Regions from separate parts of the Mus musculus genome. Here all the other regions are linked to region 3. The links are chromatin loops, found by intact Hi-C in ENCODE. Cell type or tissue: left cerebral cortex. All regions are shown on one strand.

Region 1 (8,000 bases), 86 kb after region 3:
GTCAAGTTTCATGCTCTGAACGTATGCCGGAGTCTGTAAAGAAATAGTCTTGCTTTTAGGAAACACACCAGTTATCCCAACACTCAGGAGCCTGAGGCAGGAGGATGAGAGGTTCATGATCATACTTAACTATATAGTGAGTTCAAGGCCAGCCCAAGCAAACTCACAGGCATTGCTTTTCCACTAGAGACCTGTCCAGTGGCTGTAGGTTCTAGAACTTCATTTCAGGAGCACTCGGCACGTGTGGAGTCCAGGCACCTAGAAGATAGGGACTGTGTCCTTGGGAAAAGCATCCTTGGTGTGGAACTGTCTCCAGCCGAACTGGCCTCTCTGAATCCCACATTCCTGGGGTCCCAGAAGTTTAGGGTGTCGGCCTCAGGGCTAGATGGAGAGCTGAAGAGGAAGCAAGAAAACCATCAGCTCAGAGGCCAAGGGGGCAGCCCCAACCTCCTCTCACACACATACCATCCAAGGAAACTGAGCTTTGAGAGTCTGCCCTGACTCGTGGCTCCAGCTGGCTCCGATCCCTTCTGGCCGCCAGCGCAGCTTTCTCGCCATCTGCCTCGGGCCATATTTCCCTTTAAAAACAACTTTTATTTTAAATTATTTTAAGACTTTCATAGATGGCACAGAAAATTTCCCTACACCCTGGGCTCACTTTCCTGTTATGAGCCACTTGCGCAAGCAACATGAATTTATCACAATTAAGAGAATAGCAGTCAGGCGTGGCAGGACAAGCCTGTAATCCCAGCACTAGAGAGCTGAGGAGGGGGATGGAGACTTCAAGGCCAATAGCAATCAGCCTGATCTGTTTTTCCAATCCCTTCACCAAGAGTCTGGGTCCAAAACCTAGGGATGACTGGCATCTTCAACCTGTGCCAATGGCACACACTGCCAGTCACCATGACAGATGCTGACCTTGTATGTCTGCCTGAAGTGGCTTCCGACAGCTGTCTCCACTGTGAAGCTACAGTTTACCAGTCCTGTTTGCTTTTTTTGGGAGGGGTGGGGGTGGGAGTGAGAGGAGAGAAGGGGAGGGAAGCTTGGATCAGAAGGTAAAGTAAATAAATTAATTAATGAAGGAAGGAAAAAGATACATATGAGACACTAAGTGCACAGTCTGGATTTAGGAGATTTCGCCCCATTACAGCAGAGTCCCCTGTGAAGGAGAGGCAGGCTGATACCCTGCTCCACAGTGGCTGCATCTCAATTACCCAAATCTGCAGGTGAAAGGCCTGCTGCCCACCACCTTCCTAAGTGCGCTTGGAGAACACTGCTCTACAAGGACCAATGGAGACACAAAGATGCTAATTCAGGTAGTCAGAGCAGAGAAACCCGCTGATGACCAAACTCAGTGAAAGTTGAGCATGAGCCAGTAGCCAGCTCAGAAAAATGCCCTCGCACAGCCCTGAGGCACCCTCATCACCCACAAGGAAGGGGTGGGATAGAGAACTAGACTAGCCTCCATGTGGGGCTGCCCAGGACCATCTGGCCCACGTGACCTCCAAGGCATCTACCCTACTGTGTGTGCAGCCAGGGAAGGTCTTAGGTTAATTGTCTCTCTTTGTTTAAGAAGCAGGCTTGTTTCTTCCTTTGACATGTCTTTCTATAAATAGGCTACCCTTCTTCTACCTGAACATCTGTGTCCCACAAAGGTTTTTCAAACGTCACAGATGAGTGTCACTGCCTTTTTTCACTCCTGCTCCAAATTAAAACAAGAACCCATTGTCATCATCCCCCAGCTCCAACACCTCCCTGCCCCCTTCTTAATTTGAAGCTCGCTGACATCACCCTCGGGTGTCCTTCTCCAGGCTGTAGGCACTCAGGCCCCGCCAGAGCTCTGAGTAACACATCTGACCAGGCAGGTCCCCAAGTTCATCACTTTTTAATTAAGCAACATGAACTAATTAAAAGTAATTAGAAGTGAGGCTTCAAAGGAGCAGAGTGAGACACATAAGCTACTGTCCCAAAAGCAGAGAGAAACAGGGGAGGACAACAGACAGGCTCTCACTATGAAGCCCAGGCTAACTCTAACTCATGACCTTCCTGTCTCTGCCTTCAAAGTGCTGGGATGGCAAGCCTGGACTACCACGGCCAGCTGAGAAATGGTTTTTGTACTAAACTCATATAGAACAGAAGCCAAAGCCACCCCTCTGCTCCCACATTCTTCACAGTCTTCATTGAGTTTGCAAATATGTCACCTGTTCATGTTCAAGGGCTCCTCGTTCTTCTGTTCTCTAACTTGCTCGTGTAACAACCCTCAGTGGCAGTCATAGCTATTAGCCCCAGAAAGACTCAAACCCAGCCCAGACTGAGTCTGAGACTTCCTCTCTTACCACTGTCAGCCTCTCTTCCCGCTCAGGCGCCAAGGGTGTGGCAAGACAATGAACCCCTCTAATAAACCCATTCAAGGACATCTGATTTCCCCCCACCAGGACAGTGCCCACACAAAAAACAGAAAGCAAAGCTTTATGTGTCTGCAACAGTTTTATCGTCACCATCTTAGCAGCCACCCCCTCCAGGATCTGGATCTATAGATGCAGTGCACCTCTGGTCTGAGAGGCTTCCTTGGGGGAGGGGAGTTACAAAGGGACCTTTGGCAACATCTCAAGCACTCAAGGGAAGAGTGCTCATTGGCCCATAACCTTAGTGGCCCAGCCCTCACTTCCAGGAGTGACTGAGGGACAGAGCTCCCATAGGGGCTTCGGATCTACCAGACCCAACTGTACCTCAGCATCAGCAGAAACCATTACCAAGAGGCTCAGCCAGCAGAGATGCAGTGTCCTAAGGAGAGGCTTTGCAACACATCACCCTCTCCTCTCTCTAGAGGAGCGGCTGAGGCCCAAGGATTGCTGGCAAATTCCAGGACTTTGCCCAGCTTTGGAGACGAAGTCACTGATGCTGAGAGAGTCTCACTGGCCATAGCTGAGACATGAGTCCACAGTATAGACTTTCCCCTCTTTAAGGCCTCCAACTGGCAATCCAGAGGCCAGTCAATCTCTAGATGAGCATTTGTCTGGCAATGCTGAGGGTGAACCCATGACCCACACACATCCGGGAAGCGCCCTGCCACTGAGCTATAAGTTCAACCTTTCCTTCATTTTAAAAATTTTATGTTTTTGGAGTCAAGAGTCTCACTAAGTTGCCCTGGTTGACCACGGAGTGGGTGACAGACATATGTGCCAGTCCTCAAGTCTTGTACCAGGGTGGGGCTGGCAGGGTATAGCACCCTTCCAGTTTGCTGTGTCTGGCTTCCTTGAGGCTGCTACAGGTCCAGGAAGTTTGTAACCTGAGAAGGGGCCACGGAAGGCATCCAGGGACACCTCAGGGTGTTTGTAAGTGAACACATGGACTCATACAAACTTTCATCTGTCGGCTACAAACGCTGAAACTGAAGGCTCTGGAAGAGCTCCTTCCCAAAATGTCCACAGCCAACGCCAATGCCTACTGAGGGGCCATTAGTCCCTGCTCCGTCTTCAGTAAGAGGCCTGCCTTCTCTAGAGTTGGTTTAAAAGATGGCTTCTCCTGGGAGATGCTGGTCACGCATACCTGAACACAAACTGCTTTCTTAGAGTTCTTAAACTCTTAGCTGAATCACAGCACAGAGACTATGTTATCCAAACAATGCACTTTTGCGGGTTTGGCTATTGGTCAGGAGCCAGGCAAGGGGACTAAAAAATACCTTAGGATTTGATAGCTACAGTCACTGTAGCTATCAAACTCTGCAGCTCTACCATAAAAAGCCATGTCCGAGCTCCATGCACTAACACTTGTGCCTACCCAATTTATCTAAAAAACTAAAAACTAAAAAAAGAAAAAATGAATTCTGAGTCACTGGGGCCTGACCATCATCAGTGTGTCTTCTTTTCGCGCTGTGTGGAAGGTGGAAGGTGCTTCTGGAGGCCCCATGCCCCTGGTCTCCAGCACTGACTGACAGTAAGTTGCACACAGGCCCCCACATTGTAGAGCTGTTTTCTGTAACATCTTGTCAAAAGCTCACTGAGGCAGGATGTGATTCATACTTCGTGTCCAATGTCATATTTTCAAGACTGAAATTTTAAAAATAAAACTTACATCATTCTCTCAAAATAAACTCAGTGGGATAGAATTCTGATACCCAGAAAACTTATGTCACTCTTTTAAAATAACCGTAGTGGGATAGAACTCTGATACCGGCCCCTGCCCATCAGCCCCTGCCTCCTTAAACTCTTAATCCACTCATCATGGAGCCTTTTTCTCTTTCTTTTTAGGTTTGTGAGAGGCAGGTGGTGGGGGAGGGGAGGTGTTGATAATGGTGCAAAACAAAAAAACATCCTAAAGTTCGGTGGGAAGATGGGTTGATTGGGGTGGCACAGCCTCCATGAAACGCTCTGTGGGGAGTGAAAGACAGGGGGTCCAGGCTCGATGTCTTGGGGAGGGCCCAGCACACTACCAAGCTAAAAAATGAGGCAAGTGAAGTATGAACAGGGAAATTGTGCATGCTGTGTAGACGGCTTCACTCCACCCTCTGCTCTCCGGCTGTATTTCATGCTCTATAGCCATCTTAATTATGTAGTTGGCCCTACATGGGAAAACCTTAAAAAAAATTTAAAAATCAACTTGGCTGACAAATAACATAATTGCAATAAAATGCACCCCCTTTAAGTGACAGTTAGGGGACCGGGCAGATGGTTCAGTGGTCATGAGCACCTTCAGTTCTTTCAGAGGATCTGAGCGACAGTCTCCATGTAACTGATTTCAAAGGACTCAACATCATCTTCTAGACTGTAGGATGAGATTTCATCTCTCTCGGGCAAACCCCTTAATGTGTCCGTACTATATAGAGAGGTGTGTTCACTGCATAAGAAACTGCCAGTCCTAGGCAGAGCACTGTCTTGCTAAATGGACCCCCTGTTAACCTGCCTTCTAAACACTTAAGTTAACACGCATAGATTAGTGCTGCCCTCAACCCTGGCCAGAGAAGCTTTGCTCTACAGTGGGCAGCAGCCAAGGCAAAGACGCATAACAGTCGAAGAAGTGAGACTAAGTGAGTATTGAGAGTTCGGTCCTAAACAGGACATAGATATCAAATCCCTCCCTGGAGATTCAGGGACTATTGCCAAGGAGGGATGGAAAGAATCTAATAGAGGAAGGATAGGGAGGACAATGTATGGCATGGTGCCTTCTGGATGTGACATGACCATTGCACACCCAAATCCCCTGCAGCTACAGGTACCTGCTTAAGATCCAGCCAAAAAAATGACTCAGCATTCCAACAGGATGTGAACAGGGGAGGGTGTGAGTGGTATGCTAGGGGTCCCACCCTGGGGGTGGGAGGGATGGGGGGTCTGAGGATGGATGAGATCAAGATATATCACATAGATGACGTCAAAAAATATCTTCTATTTTTAAAAACAATTTTAAAAGTCAAGAGACAAAAAAAAGGCATAGAGGAAAAAGAATTACATGACAAACTCAGTTTTGTGTCTACATTTTTCTGTTATGGAAGGTAAATAGATTTTCTATTTTGGTTACAATTTTCTGTGATTAAGGTAGAAAAAAGAAAATAAACTACAGAAGCTTTCCCCAGAGTAGGAGCACATCACAAGGTCAGCTACACGTTTGACACGGTTTTTTGTTTGTTTTGGTTTGTTTGTTATTTTTGGTTTTGTTTGCAGCAGAATATCCAAAGTCTAGAAACAGAAGGTTCAACAGTGAGTGTTCATTGCAATCCCCCTGCCCCTAAATGAACACTTGCTATCATTGCTTATAACTTAGAGCCACTTCACCTAAGAAAGTGCGTAGAGGTTGAAGGAAGATACATTGAGCCTCGGGGATGTAAAGACCTTTTGTAAGTTTTATGTATATATTTAAAAACAGAGTCTCACTGTGTAGTCCTGGCTGGCCTGGAACTTGCTATGTAGCTTCAAACTTATAGAGGTCTGCTTGTCTCTACCTCCTGAGTGCTCGGTTTAAAAGCGTGTGCCGCTACACCTGGCTATAATAATGATTTTTACCTCTCATAGATAAAAGCTACTGTTCTTTGTTATATATAAAAAAATTAAGACTGTAAAGAATAAAATTAGGGCTCCAGTTCTTAATCATCGTGATGCGACTTTTCCCCTGCGTCGTTTGCCAGGTGTTTGTGCGTTTAATGAGACGGAATGTGCTTTTTAATTTGATATAATCAGTTCTTAAAGCACCCTCCTTATTTTCAGGCGCAGGACCCGTCATGAATTTAAGAATTAAGTACAAGGCATAAGTGGCACCCGGCATAAAGCTCAACAGGTAGACCACCACTGCCTGGCAAGCTGGACCCTGGCTCCATCCCCAGCACCACACAGACCACGTGGTGGTGTGTGCCTTAAATCCAGGACTCTGCTGCTGGAGGCAGGAGGATCAAAGCATCCTTAGTTGTGTAGCAACTTTGAGAACAACCAAGGCTTCTTCAGACCTTGTCAGAGAGGAAACCAGGAAAGGGGATAACATTTGAAATGTAAATAAAGAAAAATCTAAAAGAATAAATAGAATTGCAAAGACAGAAATAAGAGGTTCTTTCCGAAGGCTAACAACCCACAATTCACCTGTTCCAAAATGCCTCGAACGGGTTCAGTCCTTCACATTCATACATGCTACAACATGAGCACCGAGGGCTTTAGACACATACAATCTTGAAAAAATTTAAAGTTTTTATATGTTTATTAACAAGTAATTATTTATTTTATGGCTGGAGTAGGCATGCATTGCCGTGGTGCACATAGCAGAGGACAGCTGTGGAAGTTGCTTCTCTTTCCCGTGTGAGCCCTGCCTCTGCTTCCCAAGGGCATTAACTAAAATTAGAGGTATTAACTAAAGGGATTAAAGAAATGTGCTACCCTGCTTACTGGGTTTTTTTGTTTTGTTTTGTTTTGTTTTTTTGGTTTTTCGAGACAGGGTTTCTCTGTATAGCCCTGGCTGTCCTGGAACTCACTTTGTAGACCACGATGGCCTTGAACTCAGAAATCTGCCTCCCAAGTGCTGGGATTAAAGGCGTGCACCACCACACCCGGCTTTTTTTTGTTGTTGTTGTTGTTGCTTACTGTTCTTAAGAAAGAGAAAAATGAAGCAATTTTAGAGAGAAAAAATATTTTTTACTACTGAGTAAATTTTTGGTTATTTTGTTTATATAGATGTGTGTGTGGGTGTATTTAAAATGTCCAATAAGCATATCTGTATATATGCTTATTGGACATTTTAAATATTTTTTAAAAACTGCTTATGTTTTCACCTGCCCCTGAGGCTCTTATCTTTTAAGTATTCAGGTGTTTTGCGTCCCCACCGCGTATAGCGGTGCCTCAGCCCATCAATACGCAGCAAAGGTTAAAAGAACCGATCCTTTCTCCTATTGTTCTTGCTTATCAGATACCTTAGACTTTTGCTCACATTGCTTTGTGGTTTGCAGAATTTACAGAGCTATCTCTAGTTTTCGTTTGGAGCTTGCCTCATTATTTATCCTTAAACCAGATAAGCACCTCCTAGACCACCACACTCCTGATGATGGAGCCCAGAACATCATGCATGCCAGGCAAGCTCCCGGCCACTGACTGCACCCAGGCCCAGCCCTGAACCCTGGGGTGGAAGTTCCTTCCCAGCACTCCTGTTTTTTGTTTGTTTGTTTGTTTGTTTGTTGTTGTTGTTCTTTCGAGACAGGGTTTCTCTGTATAGCCCTGGCTGTCCTGGAACTCACTCTGTAGACCAGGCTGTACTTGAACTCAGAAATCCACCTGCCTCTGCCTCCCAAGTGCTGGGATTAAAGGCGTGCGCCACCACGCCCGGCAGCACTCCTGTTTTTTAAGAGTATTTTAGAGCAACTCAGGGTGCTGAGGCAGGAGGATCCTGTGTTTATGGCTGTTTTCGGCTACATAGGAATACCACACACACACACACACACACACACACACACACACACACACACACAATTGTTGGTAAACTTTGCCAATGTATCCTTTGGTTAACTTTGAGAAGGTTTAAAATGCACCATC
Region 2 (8,000 bases), 58 kb after region 3:
TCAACCACAAGGCACAGAAGAGGTTCTTGGTACGTGTGGATGTGCTTCTCAGACCAGCAAGAAAGCACTTTCCTGGGTCATTAACCTGAATGTCACTGGCCTCTATAACCATGGATTCAGTAACTTCCTCAACTCGCACAAGCATGGTGGCGACACTTGTAACTCTAAGAAGGCTGAGGCGGGATGCAAGGCCTACCTGGGCTGCACAGCAAAGTTTAAGGCCAGTCTATTTAAAATAAAACAAAACACCAAAGGAACAATTGGCTGAGGATGTGGTTCTGGGCAGAACACTTATGTACCTAGTGTATGCTAGACCCTGGCTGTAACTCTTAGTACTGAGAAAACAAAACCAAGACCTTCCTGGATTGGCTGGCTGCCCTGCCTCAGTAGAGCAGTAGTCACCCTCCTTTGCATTTCTGAGGTTCGTTCGCTTCTCTGTCAACCATCTACATCCTATGGATAGGATTCTTAACACTTGGGCCTTCAAGCTGGGTGGTGGCCAGAAGGTATGGCAAGATCCCATACCTCTACTTCCTTACAGAAGAGCAGCTGGCCTGGGGATGGCTCAGGAAACACTAGGCCATCCAGACAAGGGCGTGAGTGACCCTGAGGTGACAATGATAGCATCTAGAACAGTCTCTGTCTGGGCTCAGATTCTTGCTCTGTGTCTTAGGAGCTCTGTTGCTCCAAAAAGTTCCCTCATCTCCTGAATCCTGTCTCTTTACCATATTTACCTCAGAGCACTGTTACAGAGATTGAGACCCATAGCTTTTCAACCAAAAAAGGCAAGAAGACATTTGACAGGGCACATCACCATGACTTGGGTGATTTTCGAAGGTCCCACACAACGTGTTCATTAATTCTTTTTATACTTATCACTAAAATTGAATATAGTAAATGTCACAGAATTTAGAAAGTGCAGAACCATGCCAATAATGCTACAAAGGCAATTCTTATTTAATTATTTCATATGCACGTCATAGCTCCTGGGTAGCAGTAAGAGGACAATTTTTCAGAGTCTGTTCCCTCTTTCCATCATATGGGTTCTGAAGCTAGAACTGATGTCATCAGGCTTGGTAGCAAGCCCCTTTCTACCGAGCCATCTTGATGAGCCTCAAAGATGGATCTTGTCATTACCCTATTACAAAATCTTCAAGGATTATGATAAATATCATAGACACCCAAGTCTATATTATAATTGTCTTAACAAGCCAAGGTCATGCTTACCCTTCAAATTTAAGCAGTTTTCATTTTGCCATATTTGCTCAGATCTTATAAGAAAACTATCAATTAGAATGAAAGTAGCAGATATTATCAAAAGCATTCCTCCTAGGGCGTCCACCCTCCAGTACCAGCATGGTATATGCATCTTTTCTTCCATGTTTTTCTATTTTTATTACACAAAAATTCATCAATGTACAGAGGGCAGTGTCAAAATGTGAGCTGAGCTGTGTATAGATGGTATTCTCCCACCTAAGTACTAAGCAGGCCCCACCCTGCTTAGCTTGTGTGATCAGATAAAGTCACGAGTGTGTATCTGTCTTGGCTACTTTGTGGGTTCTTCTCTCTTCTACCCTTCACTACCCTCTTTTCTTCCACCCTTTCAACCTCCTAACACTAGATAAGAAAGAAAAAAGGACAGAGAGGTAAGGAAAGAGATCCCTGAATAAAGTCAAGGGTCGGAAAGGAGGTGACATTATAGTTAGACTACTTCCTGCAGATAAGGGGCATAGAGTTCCTTGGGGCAAGTTTGATCTTTGCTGTCAGGATATCTAATTTCTTCTTATTGTTTCTTCTTTGCACACGACTACTTAACAAACCACAACCAACAAGAAAAACCAACAACCAACCAACCAACGATCCACTCCGCCTCTCAGGGCCCTAGCATTTATTAACCTCTGAAAAGTCCCTAAAATTCCAAACATCACACAATCACAGAAACTATCTACAGCTGGCAAAATCAGGCCTCCGATAGAGCACGAAACAAATTGCAGACAGTCTGAAGCAGCCCCATGCGCCACCCCTGGGAGTAAAATGAAAACATATTCTTATAATAGTCCTGTGTTTTTCAAAGAAACCAAAACTAGATGGCTCAGTGGTTAAGAACACTGACTGCTCTTCCAGAGGTCCTGAGTTCAAATCCCAGCAACCACATGATGGCTCACAACCATCTGTAATGAGATCCGATGTCCTCTTTTGGTGTGTCTGAAGATATACATAGAATAAATAAATCTTCAAAAACAAAACAAACAAACAACAACAACATAACAAAAAACCTGAGTAACAGGTTCACATTTATTTTTTTAAAAAGTGCACAGGGTATAGACAATATGTATGACGTGTGATGGGACACACTGTTCTAAACTTTAACCCTGTGTTCTGAGATGTACCAATGAACACACTACAACTAAACACAACAGGGAGACTGTTACATTGCTTCTCACTTTCTTCTGTTAACAGTGAACATTCCTTGAATATATCAGCATGGAAACACCCCATAGGGTTTTTCCCCCTAGGATACACACATGAAGGTATGATTTCCCACATCTTGAGTTTTATCAAGGACTCATTACCAGCCCTTTTCTGTGCTATTTCTATGATAAATATAGGGACATTCTGTATATTTAGGGTACAATCTGCCTTCCCCACCCACCAGACATATCCGCACATATGTATCTATATTGGGCACTCACAGAGTCAGTACCTTGAATGGGTTCTTCTTGTGGTCATGCATTAGTCCTGTGACATTTTTATACCCACGAGGAAACAGCATGTGAGAATTGCTTGAGGTCACTCCACTGGAAAGGAAAACTGAGTATGTTAAAATAAATGCTGTTTTTTTGAGACAGGGCCTCACGTACCCTAAGCCGGTCTCTACTCACGATATAGCTGAGGCATGACCTTGAGCTTGTCACCCTCTTCCCACTACCTGCTGAGTGCTAAGGGTACCGATGGGCACCATCACATCTATTTGTGCGATGGCGGAGATGGAACCCAGGGTCTCATGAATGCCAGGCAAGGACCCTCCCAACTGAGCTACTGTCAGGTCCAAAAGAAACTGGAGACAAATGGCTAACTCTAGTAATATTAGCATAGCGAGGTGCAGCTGCCCTCCAGGCTCTCTCAGCCCTGCAAGTGCCTGTTACAGAGTCCCTGCTGGCATCCTGCCTCCTCTAGGCTTTCTCACCCTGCCCCCTAACCAAAGCCTCTCCCTCTCACCTCACGGACTTCTCATTCATATAACCCTGCTCTAGTGGCCATGTGCTCTCCTGGCTCCTAGTCCTCTCTCGGCCCTCTCTCCGTTTTGCTCTCTCTTTTCTTTCTCTCTCATTCTCCCCCACACCCTGCCCCGTCTCTCCTTTTGTGGCCTGGTACAGAGTCTACTACTTTCTCTCCCTGCTCTGGGCTCTTCCAGATGCCTCTGGCTGTAGTCTCCCTCATACCCACTGTAAGACCTTTCCCCTCAACCACACCTTGGAGTGGTCATGTCCTCGCTTTGTATGGCTACATCTCCAGCTCCAAGGCTAAGTTTCGAATCCTGTCATGTTTAATTCCAATCTGTTTTGTAACATCTGCTAGAACAGATGGTTTTCCCCAACCAGATACCAAGACTCTGTCTAAGATCTCGCAGTGAGTGCGATGCTAGGAAGAGACCTGGACTTTTCTGCAGACTCTGTATCTCCATCCTCAGTGGAAGAGCAAAGGTGTGAGACAAAGGAAAAGCCAGTGTTCCTGGCTGCTGGGCTTTCTTGGAGGCGAAGCCTCCCTCCTGCTCCTTGGGAATTTTATTTCAAGTGTTCTTTATTCTCTGTGAAGTAGCTTCTCATCGTACAGTCTGGTAGCTGCAAAGTAGGTGCAAGCTGAGCAGGTTTGGAGGCCAAGAAGGGAGTCGGTTCATATAAAGAAACTCTCGTTACCATGGCAACCGGAGCCCACATCTCTTCAGGAACAGAGGAGGCCATGTTTGCAGAGTCAGGGAAACCAGCAGCTAAGTTGTATAAGAGAGGCAGGCAGCTCTGATATGATTAAGGGGAGAAAGATGGGGAGGTGGGGAGGAGAGCACGTGGCCTTGGAGAGAGTGGGATTGTTCCAAAGGTCGAGAGGCTTCAAAATCACATGGTGTCAAGAATGGAATACATAATCAATCATTCTCTGCACTATCAAATCCACTTGGGATTGAACCAGAGAAGTGAGATCGGAGCCTCGGGGTGAAGGGTAATAAGTGGCGGCCATGTTCCAGGTCCTCAACATTTGACATATGTCATCCTCCAAAGCAAATCCATGTGCACCGTGTATTGTGGCCAGTGCTAGGTTATAGCTAGCCAGGCTTACTGACTTGAACAGCTCGTGTAGCTGGTAACTGGCAGTGAGGGTGTAAGTGACTGTTTGTCTCTCCCCAAGTCCCTCTTCTAAATCACGGGGAAAAAGAATGTCCTGAGAGCAGAGGCCGACACAGGTGAATTGCTGCTCTGGAAAGGCTACGGCTACTTCTACTTTCTATACCATTCCATTTCCGCTTATCTCCTTCACACCCGGCCCAGCTCCCAGCATGAAGCTGAGTTCAGCAAATGTTAACGGGCTCATCGTCCACATTGGCAAGCAGGCAACAGGCTGGTTTCTCTGCTCTGAGAAGAACTTGGCTCACATATTCTCACTTCCTTTGGTTGGGGTAGGGGACACCCAAAGCCTGTTGAACTGTAAGACCCTAAGGTAGAGGTTCTGAACTGCCCTTTCCATCTCCCTGGACTCATTGGCAGAGAGGGAAGGGGAAAATTAGACTTCAGGGAAGCATGAAAGATGCCAAGCAGGTGAAGATCTTCTGCTGTGGGACATGGTGATAGCAGTGTTTTGAAGAACCGTGTTCTTGGGCTAGAGAGGTGAAGTGACCTGCTGCTCAAGCATGAGGACCCGAGTTCAATCCCTGGGACCCACGTAAACAGCCAGGTGTGGTCACACACCTGGAACCCTAGCATTGCAGTGACTGGGGGAAGACAGGGAGATCCCCAGGGCTTGTTGGTCTTCAGCCAAGCTCTGGGTTCAGCAAAAGACCCTGTCTCGTGAGAATAAGGCAGAGAGTGATAGAACAGGACACCAGCATCCTTCATTTGCCTCTGCACAATAAGGTGTATGCATACACCTCACATGTGTATTCAGCTCTCTCTCTCTCTGTCTCTCTGTCTCTGTCTCTGTCTGTCTCTCTCTCTCACACACACACACACACACACACACACACACACACACACTGAGGTGTTGAAGTTCTTTGGGGTTGGAAACCTTGAGTCTCTGGCACGCGAATCTCTGTCAACCAAGTAATAGATTGCTCGTTGCATCCCCAGGTCCCTCTTCCTAGGTTGCATGGATGAATGGAAAATGTAAGGCTCGTGAAGCAAAGTAAAATCATACTGAAACTCCAAACTAATGAGAAACCTTTGCTTTGCTGTGATACTTGATGCTGGTCACTGGAGCGGAGAAATTTTCAGTGATCAAGAAAAAAACAAAAAACAAAACAAAAAACCAAGCAGGGGCTCTAGAGATGGCTCAGTGGTTAGCGGCACTGGTTGCTCTTCCAGAAGACCTGGGTTCAATTCCAAGCACCTACATGGCAGCTCAAAAATTGTCCATAACCAGTTCCAGGACATCTGATAACCGCACCCAGGCAGACAGACATGCAAGCAAAACACCGATGCATATAACATCAAAGATAAAACATAGGTGAGCGGGCACCGGAGGAGCGGCGCAGGGCTGGCGGGGGGGTGGGGCTTCAGGGGCTCTGGGGCCCGGCAGGTTGCTTCAGACAAGCACTGATGTCAGCCTGGTGTCTTCAGGACGCGTTTCTCATGGTCAAACAGATGAAGTTATTTTAATAATGTTTTATTACCTAAAATATTTTCGTTTCTTAGTGAGTCTCCTCTCTATCCCATTTCCCTCATTAGGTCATTAGAATACAGTTTGGACTTCACATTTAAAGCACATCTAACTTAGACATTAATGTTTTGAAATAAGTAATCTGCATTGGGTGTGGTGACGACCACATACCTGGAATCCCAGCACTCAGGAGGCTGAGGAGAGAAAATGGCTGTGGGTTTGAGTGCTAGTGTGGGCTACAATGTAAATACTGTGTAACAGAATCCTGCCTCAAAAAGAAGAATAAAGAAAGGGCGATATTGCTGCCGAGGTGTGGCACACTTCTTTAATCCCAGCACTCGGGAGGCAGAGGTAGGCGGTTCGGTTCGAGGCCAGCCTGGGTTTACAAAGTGAGTTCCAGGACAGCCAGGGCTATACAGAGAAACCCTGTCTCGAAAAAGAAAAAGAAAGAAAGAAAGGGCGATTGCTATACCCAGGTTGTTCCAAGCATTTTTAAAAAGCTCTCCAAGCCCAGGGAGATGATGGGTCAGGAGGTAAAGACAATTGCTGAGCAAGCCTGGTAACATGGATTAGATCTCCAGAATCCACAGTCTACATACAGGAGCAAAGAGAATCGATTCTAGGAAGTTGTCCGCTGACTTCTACACATTGCACTGGCAAGAGCTCCCACCTCACACATGATGATGATGATGGTGATGATGGTGATGATGGTGATGGTGGTGATGGTGGTGATGATATTGGTGGTGGTGATTTATTCTTTTAAAAAGTTCTCCAATGGTTTTACTGAACTTAAAATTAAATAGCGATACATCAAGTTAAGTAAAATGAAGCTTTCCATTCCTCAACTGCACAAACCACACCCCAGGGGTTGTGTGTGTCCACTGTCATAGGGGTCACAGGACAATCTTCTAAACATAGGTCCAAACAAAGGAATAAAACATAGTCTTCCCAGATCCATGTACATGGTGGCCTTTAGGCTGTGAGCACTCCACACACAGTGACAGTGGCCCAGCCTTTGCAGCTGGATGCCAAGTGCGTAAAGAAGCTGTCCTGTCTATGCTTGGGTTCAGAAAGTGGCTTCAAGATCTAGGTTTCTCAGGTTCAAATCTTGCCCTCATCACTGCTCAGCTGTAACGAGGTCCCTAGACCATTTGCTGAACGACACAGGCCTGACAAGGGGGCTCATTCAAGGGAGCTCTCGGGAGGTATCTAGTCCATCTTCCATGTAAATCAGATGAAGGGCAGCTACATCTGTAAGACACGTAGTAATGGTCAGTAGTTGATCTCCCTCATTTTAATCTAATTACCAAAGAAGGCAAGGGATGGGAAAGATCGAAATGGTCGCCTACTCATTATACCAGTGAGAAAACAGAGCCACACAGTAAGGTAACAACAAGAACCAACCGAGAACCCCATCTGCCATTGCTTAGCCTCGCGGTCCCTACAGTGCCTCCCTCTAGAGAATACTGACATTTTCAGGGAAAATGCCCAGATCTTGGAATCGCATGAGCTGTTTCTTCCCAGGAGGGAGTTGGCTTTAGTTATTAGCCTGGCATATGGTTTGCTCTAGCTTTATTTACAGGGTCATGTGAGCAGCCTGCCCAGAGAACCAGTACAAAATCTCATTTTACCAGTGCTGTGGGCAGCCGCCTAGGGCACTTATTGGAAGATGTATGAGTGAGTGGGCGAGTTCGTTTTTATTTTGATGTAGAATATATGGACATTTTAGAAGAACGCAAAGCAAGCAGAGAGAGGAAAAACTCATCGTGGGAGAATGTTTTCTTTTTCTGATAATCTTTCTTCACTGGCAAAGACTGGTCTCCATCTTTTTCTATCCTCTTAGCATCCTTTTTCTGCCCAGTGAATGTGGCCAGCCAAAAGAATCAGGGTGCTGCCCATGTGTAGCTTACAGAGCAGGGCTGTGCTGGCTGGGTTTCTGTTGCTGAGGCACATACATTTAAAAATGAATTAGGGAGGAAAGGTTGATTTGGGCTTACAGCTTTAGGGGTGTCAATCCATCACTTCAGGGAGCACATGGCAGGGCAGAGCCATTTACCACATGGTGGCCAGGGAGGAGGAGAGGAAGGAGGGAGGGAGGGAGGGAGGGAGGGAGGGAGGGAGGGAGGGAGGGCGAG
Region 3 (8,000 bases):
TGACAAGGGCGTCCCCAAGAGACACCCTCACCGTACCAAAGAGCTGAGCTGCTTCTGGGTCTCACGGACCTCCTTGCAGCCCCCTTGCCCTTTCCTTGCCTTGTGTCCGGAACCTTCACACCTTTACCCCTGCGCTAGCCCCTGGCTGAGAGGAGAGAACCTGTCCTCTGCCGGTGCTCAGTCAAGTGATGGCTCCCTGCCCTTCTGTGCTCCCAGCCTGCCTCCCCCAGGGCAGGTTGGAGCCCTCAGCCCTGGCTTCTGCTCTCAGCCAGCACCACTGCCCGCTGATCTCCGTGATGATTAACCTGCTGCTTCCTTACACAAGGCCTGCCCAGGCTGAAGCTCCTGTTTGACCACTCCCCCCCCCCCCCCCCAGCTCTTTTCTTCCTGCTCCCAGCCACACTACCATCCCAAGTCCCTTGCGGCCCTCTCTGTCTTCCTCATTGCACTGCAATGGGCAGGGGTAGGAGATTGGAGATAAGGATGAAGGGGGAGGAAAGGGTCCCTGGAGGCCTGTGCATCTATGCTCTGTTACAAGTGCCTTAGCAGGAGTCAGCAGCACCCTCCAGGTGCCCCTTGCCACACTGAATGTGGGAAAGTGTGCTGTGGCTACTTCGTGGTCAGAGTGAGCCCCTTGCAGAATCCCCACTCCAGCAAACAAAGCAACGGCCCTGCTGGGATTGTCGAATCTCCCTTGAGGGTTTCAGGGACCTTGAAAAGGGCAGGAGGACCTGCTGTCTTGCAGTTTTACCCCTGTCCACTCTCTGCCATCCAGAAGCAAGCGTTGGTCAGTGTTGTGTCCCAGTAGCTGGGAAGGGCACGGCTTTGCCCTGATCTGTTCTGCAGGGCTAGGAGTGAGCCTGCCACTAACCCCTCTCCACCACTTGCTCACTCTTGGCCTTGGCCTTGGCCTTTAGGTCCCTGGTGGAGGGAGATGACCCATGCCAGGTCCAGCACAAGATGTGAAGATTAAATGCCTATTCTTACTGAAGGTTTGATGTGGAATCATGGCTGCAGTGATATGTTTTTATCAGCGCTTGGTGGTTTTAAAGTGCATGCTATTTTATTATCTTCTTCTGAATAAAATGTATTTACTCAAAAGTCTCTGCTGACAAACTCTCTTCCTTCTGGACTTCTAGCAGAAATCTGTTGGGAGGAAGGGAGGGCTCAGGAAGGCAGGATGTACCTGGTACCTTTCCCCCTAGGACTCTGGAGGGAGGCATGCACTCTCTTGGAAAGCTTGCAGATCTGGCAGCTCTGTTGGGACTGAAGTTGCCCCTTCCTGCAGGGTGCTTATATTGCTAGCTTGGGGAACCTGGAAAAACTGGCTTCCCTCCCAGACTCAGGAATTTACTGAATAAGGTTCTCAATGTGGCTCCAGGTGGTTCTGCTCTTTTGTGTAAGGCCCGGGCACGTTTCTGTTTCTTTTTCCTCTTTAAGTTGCCATGGAGATGCCAAATCTGGACCTCTCCCAACACTACCTGAGGGCAAGGCTAGGTGGCACTGGGAGTCAGGACTCCCTCAGAAGGGTTGACCAGCCTACACCCTTCATCCTTAGGGACTCTTTCTGGGATAGGTTTGGGCATGAGACAAGCTGCCTCCACGGATGGCCTAAGGTGGTCTGGCCTGGTTTGGCCTCTCCTTTTCTGCCCCAGCAGCTCTGTTCTCTTATGTCCCTGAATTCTAGATGCCTTCACAGGTGAGATGCCTGTGGGGAGGGTATGAGGCAGAGGAAACGGGTTTTGTTTGTTTTTCTCCTTGATCATCGGCTTCCACGAGGAATCCCAGAACGCACCTTGTGCTTCCTGGCAGAGGACATCAATCTGCTTAGTCTCCAGGGACGCTGCCTTATTCCAATCCTAGGCACCCTAGGCACGGGGCCACGCTCTGGGTTTTGGGATCCGCAGGGCACTAGGACCCGGCGGGGCGAAGGGGACAGCCCATGTGCCTGCGTTCCCTCCCACCCCACTGCTCCTGCTCCATTGTCTGGGAACTGCAGCCGCGGGCCGGCGGCGCAGGGAACTAGCTGGCCACAGCGGCTGGCGCGGAGCGGGCGCGGGAGATGTGGGGACAGATTGCAGCCACCTGAGCCGCGCGCCGGTTACCCTCCTTTGGTGGGAAGGAGTGCGCCTCGATGACTGAACGCAAGGCTGCGGCCCCTCGGGGGCCCTACGGTGCCTGGTTCTGCCTCCTGGTGGCTCTCGCCCTGGAAGTCGTGAGAGGTCAGAGGGAAGGGAGGGGTGGGGAGGGGCGACCTGGCCCTGTCCGTCCGAGGCCACGCGCCATTGATGCCCCCAAGCCACTGGACTCTAGAACTAAACCTAGAGCGATGCCCTGGAGAGGTCTAACCTTGGGAAACCGGTTCCCAGCCAACAGCCCTTTGGCTTTCTTCTCTGTGCACCACCTAGATGCTCCTAAAGTCTTTTCACTCCCATCTTCACTAGCCCGGTCCCAACTCCTCTGCGAGCCCCTCTCCAGCCGCGACATCTAACCCGGCTGCCCTGCTTCCCCGTGCACCACCTCTTCCTAACCTGCAGTTCTAGTCCCCAGAAACCCGCTGGTTAGTCACAGGAATGCAAAACAGGCTCTTTGCCTGAGACCCGAGAGATATGCCTCTGCCCCCCCCCCTCTCTCCCTTTCCCCCTCTCTCTCTCCCCCTCTCTCTCCCTGTTCCAAGGAGATCTCCAACATTGGAGTCTTCTGGGAGAGTCCCAGCCTTGCCTTTCCGAGCCCTTGTGGGTGCACCCATCACTGAGTACGAAAGGGGCAGCAGCTACCGCGTGCCTGCCATAAGCTGGGGCTGAAAGGTGGAAGATGTTATGGGAATTGGGAGATGGCGAAGTAGTCTCTACCTTTCTGCCCCCATCAAGAGGGCTGGATTCTCCGTGATGGGAGACCATGGAAGTCCGTGGGAGTCAGGCTACTGAGCATCTTGTAATTATGGAAACATTGAATTAGAAGGTGGACCGGAGCCACCCTAAGGACCAACAACAGTCACTCACTTGTTACCCTTAGGGATACTGGTGCGCGGGCGCGCGCGCGGGGGGGGGGCACTCTAGAGAAAAGCCCCGCCGTCCCAGCTCAGCTGTGGGGCTGAGAGAGCTGGTTCTGGAACTTCTTTTAGGTACCTGCTCCAAACCCTGCAGAACCAGTGGGGGTCCTAATAACCCCTCCACAGTGAGGGAAGGAAAGCTTTTTCATTTGGCTCACTAACAATCTCACTTCCAGTATGATCTACACCAAGCTTCCAAAACCCTCCCCTGCTCACCGGGTTATGAAATACTCCCACCCCTTGTACCAGTGAGGAAGGAAACCCAGGCTCCAAGATGCTGGTGACTGGCCCATCTTTCATGGAGTAGAGCTAGGGCATAAAGTCAGATCTCTCCCCTTATCCCCCAAACCTCTTCAGGGAGAGTCATGGGAATTACAGAATGAGTAAGACAGAGCCTGGGGTTCACATAATACAGGAGAGGCAGCAGAGCCAAGCCCATGGACTGCACTTGGGGTTCCAGGTACTCTGGAGAAACGGGAGGATTGTTCCCCATCTTAGAAAAGCAGTAGCAGCAAGCAGAGCCGGAACAAGGTGTCCAGCAAGGGGCTGAATGACCACAGAAGGCTTCCTCGAGGAGGCAGGGTGTACTCTTGACCCTGAAGGAGGGTGGGGGCACAGTGTGAAGGCCACATGGCATGCTGGGGTTGCCCTGGATGGAACGGCTGGGTAGCTAGGTGGTGAGATCCTGACTGGCCTCTCAGGTCCACTGCAGGTTGGAGAACCCTCATACATCATTTTTTACATCCATTAAGTGGAATTTGTAGTAATAGAATTTAATCCAAAGAATTGTGTGGGAACTGAAAGACTTACTACATGTAAAATTGAATCTGTGTGGGGTTAAGTGCTTTAAAAATTGTTACTATTTGGGGATGATAGTACAAATCAATATAGCCATAGTGGACCTTTGTGCTTTTTATGAACAAATATTCCATCTCTTCTGGTTCGTGTTCCCACCCTTAGGGAGTGCCAGTTGCTGCATGGACCTATTTGGTACCCTCCCAAGTGTCATTGCTGAACCCCAATCCCTAGCTAGGACTAGGGCTTGGTCCCCAGAATGGGTCAAGTTTGGAAATTTGATGTGGGTGTGCCATGACAGTAATTGGACTTGGAAGGGGTGACCAGCCATGTCCATGAAAGGACACGGACACAGCAAAAACAGACTCCATTTCTACAAAGCTCAACTGGGAACCATCTTTTACTGAGTAGTTCCCAATGCAGGAGGAGCTGTGTCCTCCAAATGCCCTATCTGAGGCAGGGATATGTAGGGGAGATGTTGAAAAGGCTCTGCTGGAGGGAGAGATAAGTTCTGGGTAAGATAGAAGGAATAGCTGGGAAGTTTACATCCGATCCCTGACTCTCCAACTCTGACTGCTTTTAAGAGGCTCTCAGTACCTCAGTCACCTCGTCTGTGAAATGGGATGATTCCTCTACATCTGGGAGATGGTACATTTGTAGTCCACTTTGCCCTCTCCCCCCCAGCCCCACACTGAGAATGAAGCCCACCCAGTCCAACCTCTGTGAGTTCTGTAGCTATCTGACATCTCCTTTCCTTATTCCTCTTCAGTTAGCAGTAACCATGATACCCTGGACCCCATCTACCTGCCAGTGGCCCTGGAACTCCTAGATGCCCCTGAGCATTTTCGTGTGCAGCAGGTGGGCCATTACCCACCTGCCAACTCTTCCCTGGCCTCCCGCTCTGAGACTTTCCTGCTCATGCAGCCCTGGCCCAGGGCACAGCCGCTTCTCCGGGCCTCCTACCCACCCTTTGCCACTCAGCAGGTAAGGCTAGGGCCCGGGAACTCCCAGGCAAATCAGAGTCATGGGGTTCTGGGGCTCTTCTCATTCTCCTATCTAAGTACCAGCAAGGGATTGGGCACATTAGGGTGATGTGGCCATAGACACCTTTTCCCCATTCTCTACACCGAGATTAGAAGCCTGAAATCCCACCTTCCCAGACCTGGCTATGGTGTTATCTGCCTCTCCACTCGACCCTACAGATGAGCATGTTTGCCCTTTTCCAGGTGGTCCCTCCTAGGGTCACCGAGCCCCACCGGCGGCCTGTCCCTTGGGATGTGCGGGCTGTTTCCGTGGAAGCAGCGGTGACTCCAGCAGAACCCTATGCCCGTGTCCTCTTCCACCTCAAAGGGCAGGATTGGCCACCAGGACCTGGCAGCTTGCCCTGTGCCCGACTACATGCCACACACCCTGCAGGCACTGCCCACCGAGCCTGCCGCTTCCAGGTGAGTGGGTTGTTTCTGTTGCTGCACCATGCAGGTGTGGTGCCAGGGTCTAAAGGAAAGGACCCTACCACAGTCTGAGAGTCTAGGGCATCGCCACCTGGCTCTGTTTTGGTTCCCGATTGCCCTAGGAGAGGGCTCCTTGAGGATTTCAGTCCATGATGCATGGTTTTAGGGCACATAATTCCCACCTATAGGGAACTGGAGAAGAAAGAAATGAAGCAACTGTCAGAGTCGCTGTCACAGAGTCATTTACCTTTGTGTGTGGTGACGGAACTTTTGTGGGTTCTATTTTCATTATTGTGCAGTTGAGCCCAAATACCCACTGGAAAGAGCCGTTCCTTTTCTCTCCTCTCCTCTCCTCTCTTCTCCTCTCCTCTCCTCTCCTCTCCTCTCCTCTCCTCTCCTCTCCTCTCCTCTCCTCTCCTCTCCTCTCCTTTTCTTTTTTTTCTTTTTTCTTTCTTTTTAATCTTTCATTTATTTTATATGAGTACACTGTAGCTGCCTTCAGACAAACCAGAAGAGGGCATCAGATCCCATTACAGATGGTTGTGAGCCACCATGTGACTGCTGGGAATTGAACTCAGGACCTCTGGAAGAGCAGTCAGTGCTCTTAAACTGCTGAGCCATCTCTCCAGCCCCAAGAACTGTTTCTTGATATTCTGAGCTCTAGGCAAGTCCTGGGATGTGGTAAAGATTATCCCATTTTGCTCTGAGTCTGTTCAAGAAGAGTGACCTACAGAGTAGTCTGAGACCCAGATCTGGTGGGTCCCAGGAGACATCCTTGGTTCTGCCTTCCATAGGTTTTTCTGCTAATGGGAGCAAGTCTCCTTCCCACCCTTCTCAGGGCCAACCACAGCCTTTGCTCTCTTTTGTGTTTGCAGCCATCTCTGGGTGCCTGTGTGGTGGAACTGCAATTCCCCTCTCACTGGTTCTCCCAAAGTGCCACCACAAGGGCCGAACTGGCCTACACGCTGGAGCCTGCAGGCGAGGGCCCTGGGGGCTGTGGCCTTGGCACAGAGGAGGAACCCAGGGAGCAGGCTCTCCCAGTGGGTGGTGTGGAGCTGCACCCTGAGGACCCCCCACAGTACCAGGAGGTACCTCTGGATGAAGCAGTCACTTTGCGTGCACCTGATGTGCCAATGAGGCCTGGCCAGCTCTTCACTGCCACCCTTCTGCTTCGACACAACTTCACTGCGAGCCTTCTTACTCTGCGGTGCGTACCAGGCCCCTGTGGGTGGAAGAGGTAATAGGGGCTTAAGTGGGAAGACAGTGGGTTTCTAGTTTTCCTGTGGTCTTGCTGGAGCTCTGGGTCTCCACTAACAGTGAGTTCTGCATAAAAGTCCTAAGTAGTTTATTGCAAGATACTGTGCTGGGTACAATCCAGAAGTAGAAAGACTCCCTGGGACTTTATGTCCTGGGGTAGAGGAGGCAGGAGAGGCTTGGAGCCTGAGAAGTGTAGTGTCCAGTGCTGGGTTATGCTCAAACGATGTTAAGATGGGTATGGCTTGAGTTTCTCCTGCTTGGGCGGGGGCTTTGGACAAAGCCCACTCCTTCCCATCAAAGACACCCATTCTGTTACCTTTTCTATAGGAAACTACTCCCAAGCATCCTCTGTCATACCCAGTGAAGCTGGCAAGGATGTGTAGTGTAACTTCCCCTCTACATTTGTGGGTCTCTGGGAGTCTCACCCCACATGACTCCCTACCTACCCCTCAGGCCTACTCAGTCTCTGCCATCCACTGGCTCCACAGATCTTTCAGTACAAGTCCTGTGTCTCCACACTGGAGCTGTTGCACAGAAGTGTGCAAGGCCCCGCCCCCATCTGTACCAAGGACTGGAAGAGAAAGCATGAATTAGATCAGACAGCATGGGAGTGGGGTGCTCAGGTGAAGCTATGATAAACCCTGAGGACTTGGGCAGAGTAGGGGAAAATCATCTCCTACCTCCAAGAAATAGTATTTAGGAAGAAACTTAGACTAGGCTGTGGGTGTAGCCTGGGCAAAGGCCTGGGGACATGAATGTGAGTTGGGCTAGGGAAAGATGACTCTTGGTGTGGCCCAAACCCAGAATGTATAAAGAGATGTCACTGCACTTATTGAGGCTGAGTCAGGACCTGAAGGCTCTGGAACACCATACCTGGGCTTCAACTTGTGGGCAGTAGAGAGTTGTAAGTGGCTTTGGGGTAGGCAGAGAAATATGTGACCTGTCTCGAGTTGGGGTCCTTCTGGAAGGAATAAAAGGAGATTCTAGTTGGAACTGGGGAGACCAGACATGGGGGTGATATCTCTGGTTCCTCATCTGTCTTCCTAAAGCAATCGGCAGCTCAGTCTCCATCTTGACCAACAACCTGTACCCTCTTTGCAGGATTAAGGTGAAGAAAGGGCTGCAGGTGATAGCTGCCCGCCCAGCCCAGCCCACCCTCTGGACTGCTAAGTTAGACCGCTTCAAGGGCTCAAAGCACCACACCAGCCTGATCACCTGTCACCGTGCTGGGCCTGCAGGGCCAGATTCCAGGTGCCTAAAGAGTTCTAGCCCTGGAGTGTTGGGGAATAGGTTGGGCATCTGATGGGTCATTTGGGGACATAGATTAGTGGTTCTGAGGATGTTCAAAGGGGCCTGGAGGCCAAGTTGGGCTCTGTAGCCAGGATTCAAGCTTAGGCTCTGTCACTTTCCACTGTGATCTTGGGGGATTCACATCACTTCTGTGC

Evidence for each region. Hi-C counts contacts between places; a loop is a spot of excess contacts. Peaks named below come from ENCODE experiments on the same cell type or tissue, not always from the same donor. Only the 100,000 strongest peaks of a DNase experiment are listed, where the experiment ranks them.
Region 1: a loop joins it to region 3, with 3 times the contacts of the local background. A loop is called at or near these places in 3 of 42 quality-filtered maps.
Region 2: a loop joins it to region 3, with 2.8 times the contacts of the local background. A loop is called at or near these places in 4 of 42 quality-filtered maps.

Annotation. Positions count from the first base shown.
Region 1 is chr19:10,777,811-10,785,810 of GRCm38, reverse strand. A430093F15Rik (RIKEN cDNA A430093F15 gene) reads right to left here. Exons shown (of 4, transcript NR_027805.1): 2 at 2,730-4,049; 3 at 466-578; 4 at 1-393. Among named protein-coding and RNA genes, the nearest start is that of A430093F15Rik, 41 kb to the right of the region's middle. In left cerebral cortex, no CTCF peak of the experiment used is centred here; DNase peaks (open chromatin) are centred at 1,407, 2,208, 3,944, 4,656 and 1 more place; H3K27ac peaks cover 5,411 bases.
Region 2 is chr19:10,805,475-10,813,474 of GRCm38, reverse strand. All of the region lies in intron 1 of Cd6 (CD6 antigen), which reads left to right. Among named protein-coding and RNA genes, the nearest start is that of Cd6, 21 kb to the left of the region's middle. In left cerebral cortex, no CTCF peak of the experiment used is centred here; DNase peaks (open chromatin) are centred at 3,774, 4,401, 7,371, 7,681 and 2 more places; H3K27ac peaks cover 4,541 bases.
Region 3 is chr19:10,863,761-10,871,760 of GRCm38, reverse strand. It overlaps Tmem132a (transmembrane protein 132A), which reads left to right and starts at 1,982. Exons shown (of 11, transcript NM_133804.2): 1 at 1,982-2,222; 2 at 4,617-4,831; 3 at 5,074-5,292; 4 at 6,174-6,505; 5 at 7,657-7,806. The coding sequence starts at 2,135. Tmem109 (transmembrane protein 109) reads left to right here. Exons shown (of 4, transcript NM_134142.1): 4 at 1-1,101. The coding sequence ends at 3. In left cerebral cortex, no CTCF peak of the experiment used is centred here; DNase peaks (open chromatin) are centred at 1,960, 2,463, 2,891 and 3,266; H3K4me3 peaks cover 3,487 bases; H3K27ac peaks cover 2,955 bases.